Linked DNA regions of Homo sapiens: region 2 is linked to region 1. A link is a loop called in an ENCODE intact Hi-C map of the cell type or tissue named here. Cell type or tissue: Calu3. All regions are shown on one strand.

Evidence for each region. A loop is a pair of places that touch in the nucleus more often than their neighbours do. Peaks named below come from ENCODE experiments on the same cell type or tissue, not always from the same donor. Only the 100,000 strongest peaks of a DNase experiment are listed, where the experiment ranks them.
Region 2: a loop joins it to region 1, with 9 times the contacts of the local background. A loop is called at or near these places in 2 of 110 quality-filtered maps.

The regions. Positions count from the first base shown.
Region 1 is chr4:9,494,442-9,496,941 of GRCh38, forward strand. It overlaps the pseudogene UNC93B7. Among named protein-coding and RNA genes, the nearest start is that of DEFB131A, 51 kb to the left of the region's middle. In Calu3, no CTCF peak of the experiment used is centred here; a DNase peak (open chromatin) is centred at 1,230.
Region 2 is chr4:9,653,537-9,656,036 of GRCh38, forward strand. No RefSeq gene overlaps it. Among named protein-coding and RNA genes, the nearest start is that of MIR548I2, 98 kb to the left of the region's middle. In Calu3, no CTCF peak of the experiment used is centred here; no DNase peak of the experiment used is centred here.

The DNA of each region.
Region 1 (2,500 bases):
AGTTTTCGTGACACTTGGAGCATATGTTTTGGTCTCTGCCTCACGGAGCATGCGGTAGGAGCAAGTGGCCTGTTGTACATCCACGGCATAGATACAGACATGGGACTTTGTATAGAGAGGAGCAGGCCTGCAGCCCCAACCCAGTCTGCTCAGTACCAGAGTCCAGGCCCCAGGTCTGGGCTGCTGGGGAACAGGGCCCTGTTTGCAAAAGGCAGCGAGTGGGCCCATGTTCAGCTCCAGGATGCTCCCTGCCCACAGATGGGCACATGCAGTGACACACAGCTAACACACATGGGCACAGTCCTGCAGGGCATCCATGTCAGTGTCTGTTCTGATGGGCCGAAGCCATGAACAGATTTGAACGTCATCCTTGGGGGTGTGGAATGGCACAGGTCATGCCTGCTGCTGGTAGGACAGAGGCTGGCTGGGAGTCTCTGTCTGTAGCAGGGGCTGGAGCCTCATACTGCACCACAGTCTCTTGGCTGTTTTGCCCAAGGATAGCCAATTCTGGGCAGAGTCCAACCTGGGTATCTTGGACCCATGTTGTGCCCTGTCTGGTCATGGCATCCCCTTGCCCAGCTCCATATCCCATCTCCATAGGTGAACGCTGGGGGATCCTTGTCTCTTCATAGCAGCACTGTGGGGGTAAAGTCACCCTGCAGGGCCCCAAGACAGGAGTGTTCATGTCCTGAGTGTGTGGTGAAGGTGTTAATAGTGGCCCCTATGATTTGGCAGGTGCCATGCCCACTTTCTCACTTTAGAACTTCAGAACACAGCACACAATAGGCATAGGCTCATCTCACCATTGGGAAAAGCAGCTCTGGGGAGTTAAGTACCCAAATCACCCACAGAGCCAACGTTACAGTCCTGAGAACGAGTGTGCATCTTCTGACTCCCAATGCATTACTCTTGTTGCCCACCCTGGGAGGACTCACTGGAAAGGAAGCCCCCTCTCCATGCTTAGCTTCAGGTTTGATTTGCAGAGTTGGCAGCTGCAAACAGTTCGATCTCTCTAGTCCCGGCTGAGGAGGAGAAACAGCGCCTGCAAGCTTGGCACTGCACACCTGCGGTTGGGGACAGGACATGACTAAGCACAGAGCTTTCTTCTTTTGAGGCCACGCATGTGGTGCAGAGCGGGACCACCTGCATCCACACAGCCCGGCGCACCTGCTCCTACTTCTGCTTAGCGTGTGAGCAGCTTGGTGACCAGGGTCTCCACCAGGGGGCAGGCCAGGACCGGCTTACAGCACTTTCTAGGGGTTCTCTGGTCCCGGGCTGGGACACATACAGGGCTTAGTAAAGTTCATAGATGGTAGCTAGGCAGCCCCAGGCCCCAGGTGACACCTCTCCCCTGCCTGCCCTGTACTGCCTGCCTGCAGCACTCCTGGGAATCTTGTACGAAGACAAGGAGAGACAGGACTTCATCTTCACCATCTACCACTGGTGGCAGGCTGTGGCCATCTTCACCGTGTACCTGGGCTCGAGCCTGCACATGAAGGTGAGACTGGGCAGGGTTGGGGGCCCCATTCCCAATGACAGGTATTTCCTTAGCCCCTGCCCTGGCTTCACAGCTTCCTAAACGCCACCCCTTCCCAAGCCAGTCTCTGGGCCAAGGCCCCATTCCTGCAGCCCACTGGGTGGCCCCCAACTCAGCACCCCACTTACTGGACCACCTCCAGCCAGTCTCAGTTTGCCCATCTCTGAGGGGATTTGTGGGTGCATCACAGCCATCCTGTGGGCTGTTTGGTACCCGGTTGTCCAGATGTTGCGTCTGTCTCCCTTCATGGCCTGAACGGGAGCAAGCTACTCATGCTCTGCTCCCAAAAGATGGTGGCCGGTCTAGCAAGTCCCAGTTGCTAAACATTTTTTAAAAATAGAACTAAAGGCCGGGCACGGTGGCTCACTCCTGTAATCCCAGCACTTTGTGAGGCCGAGGCGAGTGGATTGCCTGAGGTAGGGAGTTTGAAACCAGCCTGACCGACATGCTGAAACCTCGTCTCTTCTAAAAATACAAAAATTAGCCGGGCGTGGTGGCAGGTGGCTGCTACTCGGGAGGCTGAGGCAGGAGAATCGCTTGAACTGGGAGGCGGAGGTTGCAGTTAGCCGAGACGGGGCCTTGGCACTCCATCCAGCCTAAGCAACAAGAGCGAAAATCTGTCTCAAAATAAAAATAAAAATAAAAATAGAACTAAAAATAGCAGGGAGTGGGCCGGGAGCAGTGGCTCATGCCTGTAATCCCAGCATTTTGAGACGCTGAGGTGGGGGTATCACCTGAGATCTGGAGTTTGAGACCGGCCTGGGTAACAGGCTGTGAAACCCTGTCTCTACTAAAAACACAAAAATTAGCTGGGCATGGTGGCACGTCCCTGTGATCCCAGCTTCTCTGGAGGCTGAGGCACAAGAATGGCTTGAACCTGGGAGATGGAGGTTGCAGTGAGCCAAGATTGTGCCACCGCACTTCAGCCTGGAGGACAGAGCGAGACTCTGTCTCCCAAAAAAA
Region 2 (2,500 bases), 160 kb after region 1:
GGCAAAACCCTGTCTCTACTAAAAACACAAAAATTAGCTAGACATGGTGGCATGCACCTGTAATCCCAGCTACTTTGGAGGCCGAGGCTGAAGAATCACTTGAACCCAGGAGGCAGAGTTGCAGCGAGCTGAGGTTGTGTCACTGAACTCCAGCCTGGGCAACAGAGCAAGACTCCATCTCAAAAAAAAAAGAAAAGAAAATAGGGTCACTGCAGATCTAATTACAAAGAGGTCATATTGGAATAGCGTGGACCTTAAATCGAATAATAATGGCATCCTCATGGGAAGAGAAGAAGAGACAGAGACATACAGGAGAGAAGGCCACATGAGAATGAAGGAAGAAAATAGAATGATGTGGCCACAAGCCAAGGATTGCCAGCAACTACCAGAAGCCAGAAGAGGCAAGGAAGTATTCATCCCTAGAAACTTCAGAGGGAGCACGGCCCTGCCCGTTTCAGACATCAAGCTTCTGGAACGGGAGAGAATGACTTTCTGTTGTCTTGAGCCACCCATTTGGGGAACTTTGTTAGAACAGTCACAGCCAGGTCATGTGCTCCTGGATGCATCTCAGGCATTAATAAGCACTGTCTTGGTCAGTCAGGGTGGCTCACCCCTGTAATCCCAGCACTTTGGGAGGCTGATATGGGTAGATCACCTGAGGTCAGGAGTTAGAGACCAGCCTGACCAACATGGAGAAACCCCATCTCTACTAAAAATACAAAAATTAGATGGGCGTGGTGTTGTGCACCTGTAATCCCAGCTACCTGGGAGGCTGAGGCAAGAGAATCACTTGGACACTGGAGGCAGAAGTTGCAGTGAGCCGAGATTGCACCATTGTACTCCAGCCTGGGCAACAAGAGCAAAACTCCGTCTCAAAAAAAAATAATAAGTACTGTCTTGACTGTGGTAATCAAAAATATTTGATTAAGGGTTAGCTAGAAAGCCTGACCCTTTCACAGATGGACGGAAGGGCCAAAAGAAAATAGATTGTTTGCAGTGGGGCAAGAAGGATAAGAATCCTATGGAAAGAAAAACAGAGGGATTTGTTTAGTGAGCGCTGGGGAGAGACATTTGTTTTCTTGCTTAAAAAAGAAACACAGGTGGGGTGCGGTGGCTCAAGCCTTAATCCCAGCACTCTGGGAGGCCAAGGTGGGTGAATCACCTAAGGTCAGGGGTTCGAGACCAGCCTGGCCGACACTGTGAAACCACATCTCTACTAAAAAGACAAAAACAAAAGAAAGAAAGAAATTAGCCAGGCATGGTGGCGAGTGTCTGTAATCCCAGCTACTCCGGTGGCTGAGGCAGAGAACCACTTGAACCTGGGAGGCAGAGGTTGCAGTAAGCCAAGATGGCATCGTGGCACTCCAGCCTAGGAAACAAGAGTGAAACTCTGTCTCAAACAAAAAAAAAGAAAGAAAGAAAAAAATAAAACATAGTTTTAAGTCCACTCAGTGGAGTTTAAAAATACATTCCCATTGCACAGTGCTTTAGGAAACCTTTCTAAACTTCTGTTGCACATGATCTAATTTGATCTTCATAGCAACTCCTTGAGGTGGATAGGGCAGGCCTTTCTGAACACCTATTTTCTAGTTTGCATTAAAAGAACGGAATTGGCTGGGACCAGTGGCTCATGCCTATAATCCCAGCACTTTGTGATACAGAAGGGAAGTGCTCGGAAGGGAAGAATGTGGTCCTTTTAAATGATATGGAAGTGAGGAAGGGAAGTACTGGGTAGAGGAGGGTGTGGTCCCTGGCTAGGGCTCCACCCCAGGGCCTGTGCCCACGGACCTAGGTGAGGACAGGCATTTTTGTTTTCCTGCCCAAATGTTGCATTTCCCAAGACCACCCTGGCTGCCACACTCCCATTCTGTGCCTATAAAAACCCTGAGACCCTAGCAGGCAGACACACAGGCAGCTGGACTTCGAGAGGAGCACATCAGCGGAGGAACACAAGGGCGCTGGACATCAAGAGGAAGGCACCAATGGGCACCGGCACACCGCAGGCCACTGACTGGCAGAACAACGCACAGTTTGGCTGGGACATTCGGAGAAGAGTCAGGCCACTCGCCCGACTCCAGGGGTAAACCACCTCCCTTCTGGCTCCCCCATCTGCTGAGAGATACTTCCACTCAATAAAACCTTGCACTCTCATGCCTGTAATCCCAGCACTTTGGGAGGCCGAGGTGGGCAGATCACGAGGTCAGGAGATCCAAACCATCCTGGCTAACACAGTGAAACCTCATCTCTACTAAAAATACAAAAAAATTAGCCGGGCTTGGTGGTGGGCACCTGTAGTCCCAGCTACTCGGGAGGCTGAGGCAGGAGAATGGCATGAACCCTGGAGGTGGAGCTTGCAGTGAGCTGAGATCGCACCACTTCCGGTACACCATGGCAAGAACCCCAGGACAAAGAGAGTCCTCTGTCCTTGCAATAAGGCGGAGCTCTAATTGAGCCGACTAACACAAGCTACCTACAGATGGCTAAACTAAAAGAGCACTCT